Regions from separate parts of the Homo sapiens genome. Here region 1 is linked to region 2. A link is a loop called in an ENCODE intact Hi-C map of the cell type or tissue named here. Cell type or tissue: ascending aorta. All regions are shown on one strand. Each heading gives the region's core, and the rest is flanking DNA. Links, peaks and the distances in the headings are about the cores only. Region 1 overlaps ACSM1 (acyl-CoA synthetase medium chain family member 1). Region 2 holds the start of LOC107984831 (a long non-coding RNA gene).

Evidence for each region. Peaks named below come from ENCODE experiments on the same cell type or tissue, not always from the same donor. Only the 100,000 strongest peaks of a DNase experiment are listed, where the experiment ranks them.
Region 1: it touches region 2 in a loop (3-fold over the local background); 5 of 110 quality-filtered maps call a loop at or near these places.

Annotation. Positions count from the first base shown.
Region 1 is chr16:20,671,947-20,681,901 of GRCh38, forward strand. All of the region lies in intron 4 of ACSM1 (acyl-CoA synthetase medium chain family member 1), which reads right to left. It also overlaps a transcript of ACSM3 not described here. Among named protein-coding and RNA genes, the nearest start is that of ACSM1, 21 kb to the right of the region's middle. In ascending aorta, for the core only: no CTCF peak of the experiment used is centred there; DNase peaks (open chromatin) are centred at 3,901 and 4,273; H3K4me3 peaks cover 2,184 bases; H3K27ac peaks cover 2,416 bases.
Region 2 is chr16:20,607,376-20,617,330 of GRCh38, forward strand. It overlaps LOC107984831 (a long non-coding RNA gene), which reads left to right and starts at 2,803. Exons shown (of 3, transcript XR_001752102.1): 1 at 2,803-2,935; 2 at 8,120-8,178; 3 at 9,682-9,955. RefSeq lists an enhancer at 6,396-6,895. In ascending aorta, for the core only: no CTCF peak of the experiment used is centred there; DNase peaks (open chromatin) are centred at 3,366, 4,206, 4,906, 5,846 and 2 weaker places; H3K4me3 peaks cover 5,491 bases; H3K27ac peaks cover 5,829 bases.

The DNA of each region.
Region 1 (9,955 bases), core at 833-8,832, 65 kb after region 2:
ATTCATTAAGTAATCTAATGAACATTTGAATAGCACTTGCTATGTTCCAGGCAATGCTCTCAATGAGTTACAAATATGAACCATTCAGTACTCAGAGCAACCCTAGGAGATGAGTACTACTCTAATCATGCCCATTTTGCAGGTAAGGAAACTGAGACTCAGAGAGGTTAGGTAATTTGCTTGGTAATATACAGCTAGCAAATGGCAGAGCCAGGATTCAAACTCAGTCGGCATCCTAGTCTGTGCCCTTAACCAGACTGCTAAGCTTGTTTTTTAAAATTAAACTCTGTGACCTTGGTGATGAGGGGTGGGGAAGAGAAAGAGAGAAAGGGGGAGAGTAAAAAAAATATATTTAGTTGGGCATGCTGGTGGGCGCTTATACTCCCAGCTACTCGGGAGGCTGAGCCAGGAGATTAGTTGTGAACCTGGGAGGCTGAGCTTGCAGTGAGCCGAGATCAAACCACTACACTCCAGCCTGGGTGACAGAGCAAAACTCCATCTCAAAAAAAAAAAAAAAAAAAAAAAATATATATATATATATATATATATAAAAAACATATTTATATATTATATATCATATATTAAATTTATATATAAAATTATATATAAATATATAAAATATATACTTTTATGTCATATATAATATATACTTACATGTCATATATAAATATAATTATAGGATATATAATTTATATATAAGTATATATAATATATATCATATAGTATATATTGTATATAATTTATATATAAGTATATATATACATATACATGTATATGTAAGTATATGTAAGTTATATATAATATTTATGCTTATATATAAATTATGCTTATATATAAATTATGTACAAAATATGTATAATATATAATATATATTATATAATATATAAAAATATAAATATATAATATATGTAATATATAATATATAAATATAAATATATATAATATATAATAAATATAAATATATATAAAACATATTACATATAAATATATAAAAACATTTATATATTATATCTCATATATAAAATTTATATATAAAATTATACATAAATATATAAAATATATACTTATATGTCATATATTATATACACTTACATGTCATATATACATATAATTATATGATATATATACTTATATATAAATTATACTTATATATAAATTTGCATATTATATATATATTATATATAAAATTACTGCGATCAATGTACCTCTGCCCTAGCATGAGCTTGAGATGGCAGATAAGATCTGTGGTTCCCTCAGTCTCTCTTGTTTCTCAGGAGCTTCCCCTGGACTGAGAGGGCCTTGGGCCTACTACAATTGTAAATGCAAGGCTTCTATGGTGTTCAAAGCAACTGCAAATAATCCCAACACGAGAGGAAACACTAGGTCTGCTGGTCTTGCTGTGAAATGGTATCATACTGACTTTGGGAAATTCGAGGGATTTTTCAAGAGTACTCTGTTTTAATTAAATTCTCTGACATTAGACTACAGCATAAGATGTGACTTTGCTGTAATGTTTGCCTTTTGGGGTTGAAATAAAGAGCTTTAAAAACTCAAGTATTACTCCAAGAAAACAAACCCAGCATGGTTTGTGTGTATAATGTGAGACATGACTGAAGGCTTACAGAATCAGAGTTTTGGAGGCAGAAGGGGCCTTTCTTATCTCCAGCCTTCCTTCACTTTGCCCCCAGGTGTCTCTGAAGGCACCCAGTCCCTGGGAGATGGAAAGAGTTTGCTCCCAAAGCTACCTATAAGCCATAGTTGGCAATTCCATTTTTCTTGGGGTCTTAAGTTTTACCTTAAAAATTCATTTTAACCTTTCATTCAACTACTTCATATATTTTTAATAGAAAAATAAGACTTTAGGTTTCCCACCTACAAGGAATATGTAACACAATAACCCCCTGACTTTACAAATCTCCTTTGCACAGTCCCAGGGGTGAGTATATTTTAATGAGAGGAACATGGAAGGTTGACTTGCTGAAAAATGTGAAATTTTACAGATAAAGCAACTGAGATCAAGAGAGGGCAAGGAACTAGGTCAGGGTCACATAGCAAAACAGTGACATAAGTGAGGTTTCTGACAACTGACTTGATGACCTTCCTACCACTGGCTGCTTGTCTCTCACCACTTGGGAGTGAATGGCATTCTTCTACCTGTGGAACAGGAATTAAAAGAAATTAAAGAATGTGTAAGCAAAAACTCAGTTGTATGTAAGAAAACCCAGTTGCCCCAGAGGAAGAGAAAGAGGTGGAGTCCTTTAAAAATTAACTGCCTGTTTCTCTGTCTGTGGCTAGTGAGCCTTATCTCTCCCTTTCCCAGGCATTGTGAAGACCCTGTTTCTCTAGCTGTGCAGCTGCAAGGTCACTAGACAGATAAACCCAAGTTGCAAAACATGTTTTTCCTTGAAAAGTAAGAAATGATGTAATGCATGTCTCAATTGAATAACTGTCTTTGTTTCTCACTTCTGTAATATGCTTCCCCCTGAACAGATCTCTCCCTCCCCCCTCTCCACCCCCAAAATGCTTAAAAGGTAACCTGACTCTTTGTTCTGGGCTCAGTCCTTTGGATATTAATCTGACTGGGTTGGCTGGTGCACCTAAATAATACATATATCCTCCTCAACCCCATCGGTCTCTCTGATTCCTAAATCATCCCCAAACATTTCTGGTGGCCCATATGGGGATTGGAGATAACAGATTTACTGTCTCCTTTGCCCATGGGACTAGGGCCCTGGGGCTGTGGAAGACCTGGCATCCAAGGCATGCCATGGGGGAGTTTCACCCGGATGGAGACTGGCTCTCCCCGCATCCTGCCCAGCAGTGCAACTGAACCTGAGATGGGGCTGCAGGATGACACCAGCACTTCAGGAACCGCGGTAAGGAGAAAGGGCCCAAGGTAGGAAAGCCCATCCCATAGGGATGAAGGTGAGCTTGATCACCTCCCAGGGACCAACCACTCATCCAACCCAGAGTGGCTGGGGGTGGCAGGAGTGGCCCGCCAATTTGGATGAACCTCGTGTCCCCCTAACAAAGTGAAAGTGGTTCACTGGTGGAGAAAATGGGCCGATACAGCGGCAAGTGCAGCAAGGAAGAGTTTGCTGGCAGAATGGTAAGAGTGGCTTGCCACCCCAACTGGGAGTGTGTGGGTGTGTGCGGACCTACCCAGGACACCAGAGAGGTTCGTTTCCTCTGATGAAGAGTCCTGGGGTAGAAGTGGTGTGTGTATGTGTGTGAATGTGGGAATCTAACTAGGCTCACCCGGGACACGAGAGAGGGTTGTTTTGTCCGATGAGGAGTCCTGAGGCAAGGGAGGTGTGTGAAAGTGTGTGAAAGAGACGGTCTCAGGAGAGGCCAATGCGGGGAGTAATGTGGGGAGGCACAGATCCCTTAGCGCAGGCTGTGTGCTCCCAGGCGAGTGTGGGGGAAATCAGTCCTAGGATGTTGCATATGGCTGATAGGTTGAGCTTCACAGCTGCAGCAGTCTGTGGCAGGGAAAGGCACGTTCCTGGCTAAGCAGCGTCTGAAACTCCTGTAATAGGACCCAGTCTGGTGGACCTTAGAGTGAAAGTGCACCTCAAGGGAGGAAATGGGAGGAAAAGCATGGAAACCAACTCCTTTTGGAGTGCATGATAAAGAATTTTTAAAAAGGATTTAGAGCTGATTATGGGATGAAACTGGATGTTCAAAAGTTAAGGACATACTGTGAATTAGAATAGCCCTCTTTTAGTGATGGATGGCTGACCAATGGCACTATAGGTAAATTGGCTGTGTGTTTTAAGGTAGTGACTAGCCCTGGAAGACAGCCAGGGCATTCAGACCTAGTCTTTATATTGATTCATGGCTAAATGAATGCAGCCCTGCCTAGCAGTTTATTGTAGAACGTTCACAGCTCACACCCAGAGAAACCAGCTGCGCTGGCGGCTACGGAGTTAAAGGTAAAGTCACAGAGGCTTGTAGCACCAAAAGTGAAAAGTGAAAGCCAAAAGTAAAAGTAAAAATCAGCTGCCCTGGCAACTACGGAGACAAAAGAAAAGTCTCAGGAAAGAGAAAACCAGTTTTGCAAGAACCACAGGAGGGAATAGAGACCCCTCCTCCCTACATTCCAATCTACCTCCCTTTACCAAGGCTAACTGCCCCTAAGGAATTAAGTTCAAAGAGATACAGGCTCCCAGTCTCACCTGAGAAGGAGAAATTAGAGCTCCAGGAAGTTAAAGTGAAAGGCTGGAAAAGTCAGGGAGGGTGTCTCAGGTCTGGTCACGCCCAAGTTATGCTTATGCCTCTTAAGAGGACAAGAGGACACCCACTAGGACCCAGATGATGCAGTCCAGCTTCAGCACCTACAAAAGTGCCAAGAAGCCCTTCTGCAAAGGCTAAAGGCTGGTAAAAGAAAAAGGCAACCAATATAAAAAATCTCAGAGGTGCTCCAGGGTGCAGATAAAAGCACCAGCCAGTTTTAAGAAAGACTTTTTGAGGCATTTTGGTTGTACACTCTGTTTAACCCTAAGGCTGCTGAAAATCAGTGCATGGTGGACACAGCATTTGTAAGGCAGGCCCAAGGAGATATCAGGCACAAATTGCAGAAGTTAGAAGCTCCGTAGGTGTGAATGCAACTCAGCTTATTAAAGTGGTTACAAGGTGTACATTAACTGAGTTCAGGAGGCAGAGAAGAAAGCTGATCAGAGGCTTAACAAAGGCTAATTTACTAGCAGCAGCCCTTATGGGAAGAGAAGCTGGCTTTGCAAGGAGGCATGGTCGTGGGCGTGAACACAGTCATGGAAAAGGCTGGTTTGGACAGGAGTTTGAAAGCTGGCCAAGGCTAGAGAGAGATTAATGTGCACGGTGCAAAAGGAAATGACACTAGAAGAATAAATGCCCCAAAAAATAAATAAATAAAATAAGGAGAATGGTCAAGGCCATGGTATAAAAAAAAACCCTCCAGCCAAGGGCTACTGCACCCAGGAGAAACCCAAGACTCCCTGCACCTGCTGTGAAAGGCAGGACATAAAGTGTCAGAAAAAAGCTCAAATCTGCTCTAAAAGTCTCCAGTATTTAAGCCTTTATATAAGCCAAGAGGAAAGATGGCTTAGTAGTAAACAAAAGCAATCTGTTTGTGCACTTCCTACTCCAACCACCTGGTGTCAAATAAGAGAGTTCCTAAGGGCAGCAAGGTTCTGCTGCATTTAGATCCCAAATTTCTAGCTTATGGCTAAGCCACAAAGAGAAGGAAAGAAAGAGCCCCTCCTCTAGGAGGCTAACCAGGAGAAGACTTTTAAAGAAATTAAAAAAAAAAAAAAAGCCTTGACTCAGGCCCCAGCTTTAGGACTGCCAGATCTAACTAACTAAGCTTATCTTCTTGTATGCCCATAAGTGAAAGGGAGGCCATGAAGGTTCTAACTCAAGCCATAAGGTCATGGCATCACCCAGTGACATACTTATCCAGGCAATTAGATTCTGTGGCACTTCACTGGCCTCCTTGTTTTAAAGCAATAGCTGCCACTGCCCTACTGGCTCAATAAGCTAACAAACTAACTTTAGAGACTGTGAATACCCTAAACCCGGCTACCTTGCTCCTCATCAAGTCAGTACCAGGAGACCCCCTTCATTGCTGTGTAAATGTGATAGATGAAGTGTTCTCAAGCCAGAGAGATTTGACAGATAGGCCCCTTGGGGAGCCAGACATAGAATATTTTACTGATGGAAGCAGTTTCATACGAAAGGGAATCTGCTGAGCTGGGTATGCAGTGGTGACTTTGGACTCAGTAGTAGAGGTGCAGTCTTTGCCTACAGAAACTTCTGCTTAGAAAGCAGAGCTAATAGCTCTGACAAGAGCTCTCTGGCTAGCAAAAGACCAAAAGACAAATATTTACACAGATTCCAAATATGCTTCTGACACTTTCCATGTTCATGAGGCTATTTACAAAGAAAAAAAAGGCTTTTAACTGCTGAAAGTAAAGAAATAAAGTACAAGGAAGAAATTCTACAGCTCTTAAATGCTGTATAGGCCTTAAAAGATGTGGCAGAGATGCACTGCAAGGGGCACCATAAAGGAAGAATACTAAAGGCTAAAATAAATAAATAAATAAATAAATAAATAAATGAGACAAAGAGGCAAAGCAGGACAACCCCACCTTCTAAAGAAGAAGCCTTAGCTATGCCTCTCCTCCCAGAGATTCCCCTTCTGTAGATCCCAAGCTACACTCCAAATGAAAGGGCTTGTTTTGCCCAGAAAAATATCAACTACATTGAAGAAGGATAGTAAAAATTTTCCAGTGGGAGGCTAGCCATCCCTGAAACGGTGGCCCCCAGATTTGTAAAACAGTTCCACCAAGGAACTGACCTGAAAAAAAAACACACAAAAAAACAGCACTAAAGACATTATTAAGGCATCATTTCTATGTGCCATGGCTCACTGCTATTACTCAAGCCATTTGTAAATGAACAATATTTAACTTGTGTTCAGAACAATCCATGACAAGGGCTTACTCCACCCCCAGGAGTTCAGGAAACAGAAGCCATGCCATGTGAAAAACTGCTTATGAACTTCACCGAATTACCCTGTGATGGGGGCTATCAGTACATGTTGGTGTTCACCTTTTCAGGATAAGTCAAGGCCTTCCTCACCGGGACAGAGAAGGAACTAGAGGTGACCAAAGTGTTGTTAAAAGACATTATTCCCAGATTTGGACTGCCTCTAACTCTAAGATCTCACAATGGACCAACATTTGTGGCTGAAATAGTTCAGGACTTAACTTGACTATTAAAAATAAAATGGAAATAACATATAGCCTACAGACTGCAGAGCTCAGGTAAAGCGAAGAGCATGAACCAGACACTAAAACAACTGCTGAAGAAATTGTGTCAAGAAACTCATCAAAGGTAGGATCAGGTCTTGCCCATGGTCCTCCTCCAAGTCAGGTGCACCTCCACCAAGCAAACTGGGTATTCCCCCTCTGAGATTTTGTTCAGCCGGCCACCCCCCATCATCTGTAGACTAGAAGAAGTAACTTTAAGAAGGCAAATGCAGACTTTAAGTATGGCCATGCAAAAATGCATGGCTAGGTATAGAAAAATGCCTATAAGTCTAACAGACCCAGTACACCCTTTCAAACCTAAGGATTTTCTTTAAGTTAAAAAATGGAATCCAACCACTCTAGGACCCATACAGGATAGGCCTCATATTGTAATCATGTCTACTTCTACTGCTGTTAAAGTTGCAGGTGTCACACCTTGGATTCACCATAGCTGGCTGAAACTAGCAGCAGCAGTGACTCCCGACTATGACCAGTGGATTAACCAACAAGACCCTGATTGCCCCACCCGAATAGACCTACGGCGAATCCCAACCACCAGTAAGAAGGACAACTGCCCTGCTCTGACCACACTGGAGGCTGGTCAGTCTACACATGGCTGAAGCTTGAAGATCTTGCAAGCTCTGCTCTAGTCACATCCTGGAAGCTGACTAGTCTACACACAGCCGAAGCTAAGAGGACCATCTCTAGATAAGTAAATGTAGATAAAATTTATAAGCCTAGTTATAATTGTTCTGTTGTTACATTATTACTGCAAATGCTGCAAATGTCCATGCCCAGAGGAAGGTTTGCCATTCCTATGTGTAGTGTAAGCATGTTTCTATTACATACACTAATGTTGTTACCATTTCTGCCTATACTAGAAGGGGAGAAATCTCTAGAAGGATGCCCACACTGTGTACATACTACCTGGGTAAGGAATACCATAGTTAAAACTCTACTGTACCATACCTACAGTACAGGAACCAAGTTAGGAACCTGCACATACAACCAGACCACCTATTCGGTCTGTGACCCAGGAAATAATCAGCTATATGTATGTTATGACCCTAAGCTCTTACCCTATGAATTCTGGTTTGAAATACATATTAAATCAGAGGGAGAAAAAGAAGGAGAGTTATAGCTCGAACAAAAGAAGCCCCTCCCTCCTGTAAAGGGCCTATTTCCTTGTACTTTGATGCCTGCTATGCTGCATATGTTCACAATCCTAAAAAAAAACAGAAGCAGTCTGCAATGGTGTAACACAAGAGAGGCTTAGCAGGAGCAGCCCTAAGCATCTGTACAAAGAACCACAAATCGGATGCCCAGACTGTAACATTCAGTGGTCCACACTAACACAACTCCAATATTTATATTCAGGAAGGAGTGCTCTGCTAAGTAGTATGTTAACCAAACCAAACTGTAAGACAAGAACATGCAATCCTTTACATTTTACTATCTTAAAGCCAGAGATACCTTTCTGGTCTACAGGACAGACAGCACTATAACGACTTGATAGACTAGGAGCAGGCCTTGGAGTTCCACTACTAATTGTCAAAAAGACTAAAAGGACTCAAATGCATCCAACCCCGCAATTCTGGGTCCATAATCATTCTATAAGCATTTGGATAAGCCAGTGCCTGAGCTTCCCCCACCAACCAAAAACTTATTTGCTCAACTAGCTGAAAACATAGCTGGCAGCTTAGGAATTTCCTCATGCTATGTACGTGGAGGAACTAATATGGGGAACCAGTGGCCATGGGAGGCAAAGGAATTAATGCCACAAGATAACTTCACTTCGCTTAACCCTGCCAGTGAACCAACAGCCTCAGCCAGTGTTTGGTTGTTAAAAACCTCCATAATTGGAAAGTACCGTATCGCCCGTTGGGGAAAGGCTTTCACAGAGGCAGTAGGAGAAATAACCTGCCTAGGGCAACAGTATTATGATGAGACTAAAAACAAAACTCTATGGAGAAGCACCCAGAATTACTCCTACTTACCAGATCCAAATCCTTTATCTCCATTCTCTACCCTAAGCCACACTTGGCATCAACTAGAGGTTCCAAATGCTTCGAAAGCACCCTCTGGCCTATATTGGATCTGTGGAGCATGGGCATATTGGCAACTGCCAGCTAAATGGACAGGAGCATGTGTGTAGTAACAATCAAGCCATTCTTCTTTCTAATTCCTCTAAAGCAAGGGGAACTCTTATGGTATCCAGTTGATGATGAAAATAAAAGAAGAACTAGAAGAGCATAATCACAAAAATAGACACAAATGTCAAAAAGGATGTGGACATAGGAGACTGGAAAGATAATGAATGGCCTCCTGAAAGAATAATTAAATATTATTGGCCAGCTACCTGGGTGCAAGATGGGTCATGGGGTTACCACACCCCAATCTATATGCTCAACTGCATCATAAGGTTGCAGGCAGTCTTTGAAATTATAACCAATGAAACATCAAGGGCACTAGATTTATTGGCAATACAAGCAACACAAATGAGAAATGCTATATATTGAAATAGATTGGCATTAGATTATCACTTAGCCTCTGAAGGAAGAGTATGTGGAAAATTTAATTTAACCAACTGTTGCCTAGAAATTGCTAATAATGGCCGGGTTGTCATGGAAATCAGAGCTAGAATGCACAAGTTGGCCCATGTTCCAATTCAGACTTGGTCCTAATGGTCCCTGGATTCTTTGTTTGGAGGATGGTTCTCAACCTTTGGAGGATTCAAAACCCTCACTGGTGGGTTTTTGTTTATTCTTGGCATCTGCCTCATCCTCCCTTACCTTTTACCCCTGTTTATTAGGAGGATTCAGTCAACTATAGAGGCAGTAATAACTCAACACACTACCGCACAGTTGATGGCATTAACCAAATATCAGCCACTGCCAGTAGAAGAAGCTCAGCTCTGTGAAGAGGTGGCAAATAGTGGTGCTTTCTATTAACACCTTTGTTATAAAAAGCAACAAAGGGGGGAAATGGAACAGGAATTAAAAGAAATTAAAGAATGCATAAGCAAAAACTCAATTGTATGTAGGGAAACCCAATTCCTCCTGAGGAAGAGAAAGAGGTGGAGTCCTTTAAAAATTCACTGCCTGTTTTTCCGTCTGTAGCTAGTGAGCCTTATCTCTCCCTTTCCCAGGCATTGTGAAGACCCT
Region 2 (9,955 bases), core at 670-8,669:
AGAGCCCACTTCTCCAGGCTCAATACTTCAAAGGCAATCCCTCAAAAAGCCTTTGGCCAATCCTGAACTGACCTTGCAAAGCTGAAGACAGCTCTGGGGCAGCACCGTCCAAAAGAAATAGAATGTGAGCCACCTGTGCAATTTACAATGTTCTAGTACCATTGCCAATAGTTTGCCAATCCTCTCCCTTGGAAAGAGATATGCGACTTGTTCTTCCCATTTGGTCTTTGTCCTGAAAACAACAAAACCCAGAAAGCAGCACCTCTGCAAGATTTCCCTGTGTATCCTTGCATTTTTGCAACTACATGGCCAATTGACAGGGAAAAGATCCAATTGATAGAGTGTCTCAAATTGTTCCAACATATAGAACATGAATAATAATTATTTTCGAACTCCTGTTCAAAGGAAAACTCACTGACATGAGACAAGTGACTTTTGGCAATTACCATCAACATTTTGTTATAAAAATGCTCATACATACAACATTGATTTGTTAACATTTTAATGAACATGACAACACATATCTACCCATCTTTCCATTCCTCTACCCATCCCTCAGCCCATCTTATTTTACATGTATTTCCAACTGAATTGGAGGCATCAACATACTTCCTGCTGAATAGTTTGGCAAGACTAACATTAACTAGAATTCAATATTTCTTTATAAAATTTTCTTCTAAAGAAGAGTGACATAGAAGAAAATATGCAAATCTTAAGTGTGAGTTTACTAACTTTGAAAAGTACCTACACCAGCATAACCCACCTCCTTTTCAAGATCTACACTATTATGTCACCACAGAAAGTGAACTCTCCCTCTTCCTAGCCAATCCCTTTCTCATAGTAGGTTAATTTTGCTTAGTCTGGAATTTCACATATATAGATGCATGCCATGCCATAGGTACTCTTTTGTGTCTGCCTTATTCTGCTCAACACAATGTTTCTGAAATCATTCCCATTGTTGCACAGATCTCTAATTCAATCCTTTCCATTTTGGACTCAGCATATTCTGAGTTTAACCTGTTGAATGGCTATCTCTGTTTAATTCGCCATCTTGAAACATTTAAAATTAAGATGTTTTCAAGAATATACAGTTAAATCCAAGGAATCAATGTAGGAATGTTATCAGAAGGTGTTGGAAGTTACTCAGGTGAAATCTTTGTCTTAATTCACGTAAGAGTCTAATGGAATTAATATCAAGAATCTTAGAGAAACCCCATACTATTCATGCCATTTTTATGACCTCTACATTGGTTATGTTTAAGCACTAAAATTTGATACTTATTTCTGAATGAAATCATCTCTTTATTGTATTTTTTTTACTTATGCTGATCTTTAAATAGCAAAAATTCATGTACTCTAAGAAAGAAGTATGATTCAGAGGGATTCTTTCATCATATGGTACATGACAAATAGATACAATGTCATATTCAATTTAAAACATAAGTAAATATAAGTAAATAAGTAAATAAAAGTAAATAACTTTAAAGAAAAGGTAATTACCTTATACCTAGCTTGTCTAACCCACAGCTGACAGGCCACATGCAGCCCAGGACAGCTTTGAATGCAACCCAAAATGAATGTGTAAACTTTCTTAAAACATTATGAGTTTTTTGTGTGTTTCTTATAGCTCATCAGCTATTGATAGTGTTAGTGTATTTTATGTGTGGCCCAAGTTGAAGAAAATTCTCCATCTTCTAATATAGCCCAAGGAAGCCAAAAGATTGGACATCCCTGCTTTAGACCAAGAAAAAAGACACACCACATTCACAAAGCCTAAGAAGACTACCAGCCATGCGAGAAACATGGGACTGGTAATTTCCAATCTTTCTTGAAACGGTGGAATCCCCTGGTGATATCTGAGGGTGCACTTACTTCTTGGAGGAGGTTGAGGGTTTCTAAGGATAATTCTTTGTGACTGAAATATTGTAAATGTCATTGACCCTTCTCATTATTTCAACTGCTATTATTCCAGGTCATCAATTTTCTGCCTGGCCATCTTCATCCTGGGCCTGACTTTTTTTGAATTCCTTGGATGCTTAACATTGTTGTTGTGTTCCTGGGAATTATTAAATTTGCCATTTTCTTCTGGAATACTAGCTTTGGTATGAGTATACTGACTTCCTGTAGAGGTATACTTGTAATCATAAATAAGAAGAAATCATTTTAAACAATTCATGGTTCTGGACTTCATTATGAATATTGGGTTTTACCAAAAAAATCAGAAAAAAATAATTTATTAGCAGAAGAATTATAAAAATAGCTGCCATTTACATTATGAAAATTAAATAGGTTTGCATTTGTTTAGTAGGATGCCAACAGAGCTTTTGGTCAAAAGTATTTTTTTTTTTTTACCTTTGTTCTCTTTATCCATGAGGGCAAAGATCATGTAAAACAATTTTGAGCATATAGTAGTTGCTTAACTAATAGGCATTGGATGAGTTATTAATTTGTGATAATAGTTCTTTCCCCTTAAATCTGATTGTTTGTTATTATGTTAATTCTGAGTCCAGAAACACAAATTTTTTAAGTGTTGATTTCTTGGATTTTTTAATGTGCTATTGCGCTTATTTTAAAGGCTAGTAAAACTGATCTTCTAAACAATTGCTATTCTCCTAGTAAATGTTCCTTCAATGGTAATGGAAGCCATGTGCAGACAAGACACCCTGCAGCCCTTCAATAAGAGCTGGCAGGCTGGCTGGATGAGAGGCTGGCCAAGGGGGCAGCTAGGAGGCTGGTCCAGAGGAAGTCTGAGAGGCCGGCACTCAGACCTCTCAGAGAGACTGGCTGAGAGGCTGTCTGGATTAAGAGCCAGACAAGAGGCTGCCTGAGAGGCTGTATGAGAGGCTGGCTGCCTCAGAGGTTGACTGGTTGAAAGGCTGGCTTAGAGGCAGGCTGAGAGGATGGCTGGATTAGAGGCTTGCTGAGATGCTGACTGGTAAGTTGGCTGGCTGAGAGGCTGGACAAGGGGGTGGCTGAAAGGCTTGCCAAGAGGCCGGCTGGCAATCTGGTACAGAGGCTGGCTGAGAGGCTGGTCCAGAGGATGGCGGCATGGGAGGCTGACCAAAAGGCAGGCCAGGAAGCTGGTTGGGAGGCTGTTTGAGAGACTGGCTGGGGAGGCTTGGAGAAAAGCTGGCTGAGAAGATGGCAGGCTGATAATCTCACTGACCGAGAGGCTAGCTTAGAGGCTTGCTGAGAGGGTGACTGGCTGAGAGGCTTATTGATAGGTTGGCGGGAAGGCTGGCTGGCTGAGAGGCCAGTCAAGGGGGTCTTGGAAGCTGGCCAAGAAGCCAGCTGCCTGGATGGCCAAGAGGACACCTGAGAGGCTGGCCGAGAGGCTGACTGGGAGGCTGTTTGAGAAGCTTGCTGCCTGAGAGGCTGGCTCAGAAGCTGCCTGGTTGAGAGGCTGGCTGAGAGGCTTGCTCAGACGCTGGCTGGCAGGTTGGCTGGCTGAGGGGCCACCCAAGGGTGTGGCTGGGAGGCTTGCTGAGAGACCAGGTGTCTCTCTGGTTGAGAGGCCAACTGGGAGGCTAGTCAAGAAGCCAGCTGGAAGGCTGGCTGAGAGGCTAGCCGGGAGGCTCCTTGAGAGGCTAGCAGTCTTGCTGACTGAGAAGCTGGCTGATAGGCTGGTCCAGAGGATGGCTGCATCAGAGGCTTCCAAAGAGGCAGACTGGGACGATGGCCTAGAGGGCTGTATGGGAGGCTGTGTGACAGGCTGGCTGGCTGAATGGGCTAGCGACTGGCTGAGAGAATGGCTGGCTGAGAATCTGCCTGGCTGAGAGAGGCTGGCTGCCTGAGAGGCTTGTTCAGAGGATGCCTGGTGGAGAGGCTGGCTTAGAGATTGACTGAGAGGCTGGCCGAGAGGCTGGCTGGGAGGCTGTTTGAGAGGCTGGGTGAGAAGATGACTGTTTCAAAGGCTGTCTGACTGACTGGCTGAGCTAATTAGAGGCTTACTGAGAGGCTGGATGGCTGAGAGGCTGGCTAGGAGGTTGTTTGAGACGCTGGGTGAGAAAATGACTGTTTCAAAGGCCATCTGACTGACTGGCTGAGTTAGAGTCTTACTGAGAGGCTGGCTGGCTGAGAGGCTTGCTGAGAGGCAGGATGGCAGACAGCCTGGCTGAGAGCTGGCTGCCTAAAAGGTCGGCTGAGAGGCTGCCTGAGAAGCTTGCTTGCTGAGAGGCCAGCTGGCAGGTTGGCTGGCTGAGAGGCTGGCAAAAAGGGCAGCTGTGAGTCTGGCCAAGAGGCTGGCAGTCTGGCTGGCAGTCTGGCTGGCTGAGAGGTTGACTGGAGGGCTAAATGAAAGACTGGCTGCATGGCCAAATGGCTGGCTGGGAGGCAGGCAGAGTGGCAAGTTGAGTGAATGGCTTGCTGAGAGCCTGGCTGTGAGGTTGCCAGGCTGAGAGGCTTGCTGAGAGTATGGCTGGCTTAGTACCTGGGAGAAAGTCTGGATGGGAGGGTGGCTGGCTGGGGAACTGGCCAAGGGGCCACCTGGGAGGCTGGCCAATGAGAGGCCAGCTGGGAGGGTAGCAGAGAGGCTGGATGAAGGGTGGCTGCCTGAGAGGCTTGCTCGCTGAGAGTCTGGCTGACTAGCTGTATTAAAGGTTGGCTGTGTGGTTTGCTGGGGGCCTGGTAGAGGGGCTGGTTGTGAGGCTGCATGACAGGCCTTCTGGCTGATAGGCTGGCAGGCTGGCAGTCTGGCCAAGAGACTTGCTGGGTGGCTTGCCGAGTGGATGGCTAAGAGGCTGGTTGAGAGGCTGGCTGGGGAGGCCAGCAGAGAGGTGGCTGGTTGGCTGGCTGAGAATCTGCCTGGCTGACAGGCTGGGTTAGAATCTTGTTGAGAGGCTGGCTGGCTGAGAGGCTTGCTGAGAGGTTGGCTGGTTGGTTGGCTGGCTGAGAGATCGGCCAATGCCGGGCTGGGATGCTGGCCAAAGGACGCCTGGGAGGTTGGCCGACAGTCCAGCTGGGAGGCTTGCTGAGAGGCTGGTTGGAAAGTTGGCTAAGAGGCTGCCTGGAAGCCTGGGTGAGAGGACAGATGGGGGGCTGGCTCTGAATCTGCATGGCTGAGAGACTGGCTTAGAAGATTTATGAAAAGCTGGCTTAGAGGCTGTTTGAGAGGCTGGCTGTCTGAGAGGCTGACTCTGAGACCTCCTTGCTGAGAGACTGGCTTAGTGGCTTGCTGAGGGGCTTGCTAGCTGAGAGGCTTTTTGAGGGCCTGATTAGCAGGCTAGCTGGCTGAGGCAAGTCAAGGGGGTGACTTGGAGGATGGTCGAAGGGCCATCTAGCTCACTGGTCAAGAGGCTCGCTGGGAGGCTGGTTGAGAGGCTGGCTCCCTTGATGGTTGGGAGGCTGGCTGATAGGCTGGTCCAGAGGATGGCTGCATGGGAGACTGGAGAAAAGGCAGGCTGGGGGGCTGGATATCAGGCTGTTTAGAGGCTGTTTTAGAGGCTGTCTGGGGAGTCTGGCCAAGTGCAGGCTGTGTAGCTAGCTGAGAGGGTGGAGGTGAGAATGGCTGACTGAGAATCTGCATGGTTGAGAGGCTGGGTTAGAGGCTTGCTGAGATGCTGGCTGGCTGAGAGGCTTGTTGGGAGGTTGAGAGGTTGGCTGCCTGAGAGGCTAGCTCAGAGACCACGTTGTTGAGAGGCTGGCTTAGTGGCTTGCTGAGAGGCTGGCTTGCTGAGAGACTTGCCAAGAGGCTGGGAAGCAGGCTAGCTGGCTGAGACGCTGGTCAATGGGGCGTCTTGGAGGCTGGCCGAGAGGATGTCTGAGAGGATGGCTGGCTGTGTTTCTGCCTGGCTGAGAGGCTGGCTTAGAGGTTTGCTGAGAGGTTGGCTGGCTGAGAGGCTTTCCGAGAGCCTGGTGGTATGTTACAGAGGATGGCTGCTTGACAGGCTGGCTCATAGGCTGCCTGGTGGAGAGGCTCACTTAAAGGCCAGCTGAGAGGCAGGTTGAGAGGTTTACTTGCTTAGAAGCTGGCTGGCAGGCTGGCTGGCTGGCTGAGAGTTTGCTTGGTTGGCTATCTTAAAGGCTGGCCAAGTAGCTTGTTGTGAGGCTGGATGGCAGGCTTTCCGGCTGAGAGGCGGTCTGTCTGACTGAGTGTCTGACTTAGTGTCTGGCTGAGAGGCTGCCTGGTTGAGAGGCTGGCTTAGAGGCTTGCTGTGAGGCTGGCTGGCTGAGGCTTGCTGTGCGGATGGCTGGCTGAGGCTTGCTGAGATGCCGACTGGCCGGTTGGCTGGCAGAGATGCCAGCCAATGGTGCAGCTGGGAGGCTTGCTGAGAGGCTGGCTGGCTCGCTGGTATAGAGGCCACTTAGGAAGCCAGTCAAGAGGCCAGCTGGGAGACGGACTCAGAGGCTGGCTGTCCTGCTGGCTGAGAGAGTGGCTCATAGCCTGGTCCAGAGGATAGCTGCAAGGGAGGCTGGGGAAAAGGCAGGCTGGGAGTCTGGCCTAGAGGCTGTCTGGGAGGCTGTTTAACAGGCTGGCTGGGGAAACCAGCTGAGAGGCTGGTTGACTGGTTGGCTGAGAAGCAGGCTGAGAAAATGCCAGGCTGAGAATCTGCCTGACTGAGAGGCTGGCTGAGATGTTTGCTGAGACAATGGCTGGCTAACTGTCTTGCTGAGAGGCTGGCCATGAAGCTGTTTGAGAGGCTGGCTGAGGAGGCTGAGCAAGAAGCCGGCAGGCAGGCTGACTGAGAGGCTGGCTGTCTGGCTGTTTGAGAGACTGGCTGTCTGGCTGTTTGAGAGACTGGCTGTCTGGCTGTTTGAGAGACTGGTTGAGCGGAAGTCTGGCTGAGAATCTACCTGGCTGAGAAGCCAGTTTAGAGGCCTGTTGAGAGGACGGCTGACTGAGAGACTTCTAAGAGTCTGTTTGAGAGGGTGGCTGCTTGAGAGGATGGCTGAGAGGCTGCCTGGCTGAGAGGCTGTCTTAGAGGCTTGCTGAGAGGTTGGCTATCAGGCTGACTGACTGAGAGGCTGGCAAAGGTGGTGCATATAGGCTGGCCAAGAGGACACCTGGGAGGCTGGGCAAGAGGTTAAATGCATGAGAGCCTGGATGAGAGACTGACTGGGAGGCTGTTTGACAAGCTGGCTGCCTAAAAGCCTGGCTCAAAAGCTGCCTGGTTGAGAGGCTGGCTTAGAGGCTTGCTGAGAAGCTGGCTGTATTAAAGGCTTGCCTAGAGCATGGTTGTCAGGCTGGCTGGCTGTCAGGCTGAGCAAGGGTTTATCTGGAAGGCTGGTCAAGATGCAGTCTGGGTGGCTGCCTGGCTGAGAGGCTGGTTGCCTGGGAAGCTGGCTGAGAGGCTGCCTGCCTGCAAGTCTGGCTTAGAGGGTTACTGAGAGGCTGGCTGGATTAGAGGCTTGCCTGGAGGCCAGCTAGTAGGTGGGCTGGCTGAGAGGCTAGCTGCTTGAAAGGGCAGTTGAGAGGCTGGCTGAGAGGCTGGCTGGGAGGCTGTTTGAGAGGCTGGCTGCCTGAGAGACTGGCTCAGAGGCTGCCTGGTTGAGAGGCTGGCTTAGAGACTTCCTGAGAGCCTGGCTGGTTGAGAAGCTTGCTAAGAGACTGGCTGGCAGGTTGGCTGGCTGAGAGATCTGCCAAGGGGGTGGCTTGGAATCTTGCCCAGAGGTGGGCTGGCTCCCTGGTTTAGAGGTTACCTCGAAGGCTCACCAACAGACTGCCTGGGAGGCTGGCAGAGAGACCCACAGGCTAGCTGTCTTAAAGGCCAGCTGGGAGGCTGGCCGAATGGCTGGGTGAGAGTCTGACCTAGAAGAGGGCTGGGAGGCTGGGCTGGCTGAGCTGCTGGCTGGCCAAGAGGCTGGATTAGAGGCTGAGTGGCTGGCTGGCTCAGACACCTCAGAGCCCTGGTCCATGGGTTTTCTTAACTATCAACCGCCTCTGGACAGGTAGGGCTCTAAGAAGCTACAAATGAGCTCTAAATCAGGGGTTCCCAGTACACATCAGAAAAAAGATCACTCATCCTGTAAACAGAGACTAAAATTTAAAATAGAAACAGCCATGGATTGGAAGAATATCAATAAACCCTGAAAAGAAACAGCACTGCTCCTTTTCTTCAAATCGTGTGGACATTTAAAGTTCTGTACATTTATAGCTACTTTAACTTTCATATCTGTCCAGGTACTATCAAAATGTAAGAACAGAAATGGACATAAACTGACTAGAAGTACTGAGAAAAGGTAAGAGTGTCAGAAATTAACTGAAAAGTTTTAGGGTTACACCTAGAATGTTAGAAGAGTAAGATTACATGGAAATTTAATTTCCTAATGGAGTTATATTATATAGTCCACAATAAACAATTAAACAAAAAAATGAAGCTCCAAAAAATGTAAATAAATGCTTCTTTTCTTAAACCAGACCTCATGGTGCAATATTGATCTATGAAGACATAGCCAGAAAACGTCTGCTCTCATCAGCACATATAGCTCCCATTCTAAAATGTTATTGGTATTACTTTTCTCAAATGAAGGAAAAATAAAGCCTAGATGCTGACCGAAGGTGGAAGGGGAGCTGGTCCCTTTGCTTTCTAGGCTCCTCTTCTCAGTTAAAAGTAACCAAGATGTCAGAGTGGGGCAACGTCCACAGTCAGTGGATGATCCTGAGCTCTGCCATTCTCAGGGGACCATCGAAAAGACATTCAGCTAGGGCATCTGAGAAAAATAGGGTCCTGCCACCAAGAGAGACACATGTTCTCTGTAGTAAGTGCTTAGAATTGCTTCCAGGAAATATAATTGTTACCCCACCTGAGCTCTCAACCCCAAAAGGAGAAGCAGGGTGTGTGGATTGTGCAGCAGAAGTGACTACCTTCACAGTGAGCTCCTACCTCTCCAGAAAGTGCTCTCTAGGCCCAGTTGTCCCTGGGCTGGCTCCTGACTCTTGTGTATCTCCATGACTCTCTGCTTTTCCATCATTTCCCATCTGGAAGACAGAGAAAGAATTCACTTGAAGAAGAATTAAAACACCAAGTTCTTTACTAGACACTCAAAGCTTCATCTGAAAACAAAAACATCCTTAAAAATGTCTATCACAATTACCTACCTGTGCTGCTTGTAGGCAGCCTTCCTCTCTGCCATCTCCCTCTACAAGGCTTTTGCACAGAGCTGTGGGGAGAAAAATACATCCACGTGCTGACCTGGCAGACTATGCCCAAAAGCAAGGGGGAAAAACTGTCCAGTTGTCAAGGGCCTTTCTTATAGAAGGGACAATCTGAAAAAAACCAACACATGAGAAATTCTATGTTGAGAGAGTCTAACGGCCATGGCATCATCCACATCAGCACCGAAGGAGCCTACAACTGTGGGGAGGAAGCTCCTTACCTTGCGTCTGTAGTAGCTTTCTACTCACCCCCAAAGCTCTTGGGTGTCTTGAATTATTTTCCAATGGTTTAGAATCACTTTCATCAAATAAGCACCATTTCAGTATGATTTTAAATAATCTGCCATGTTTCTGTTATCCTCACAACTGCACCCTTACACTATCTATACACAGAAGATGTATTTCACATGGTTTTCAAAGTACAGTATGATCAAAACTGTTGCTATAATGATTCTTCCTCTTTTACTTAATGCCTGCTGGGTTCTGAGTTCACATTGTCCTTACCCATTCTCATTCATCCTTCATTGGGCATCTTTGATTATAAAGCTCTAGTCTCCTTGTATTAATATCCTTGCCATATTTCACAGAGTAGAAACGGCTGGGCACAGTCCATTTGAAAAAATGTGGTTGATCCTACAACACGCTTTTCTAAGAATGACGGCAACGGATACCACCCCTACAATGGCAGAAATGAACTGAGTTTCTACACAGTCTGACCCCATTGGGGTCAGATGTTTTGCTACTTCACATGTCTTGGTCACTGATAAATCTTAAGGTATTTTGTTTTCTCTTGTGTGAATTCTCTCTTTCTCTAAATATGTCTTCTGACCATTTGTTTGTATTTCTGTGTTAACTGGGTCT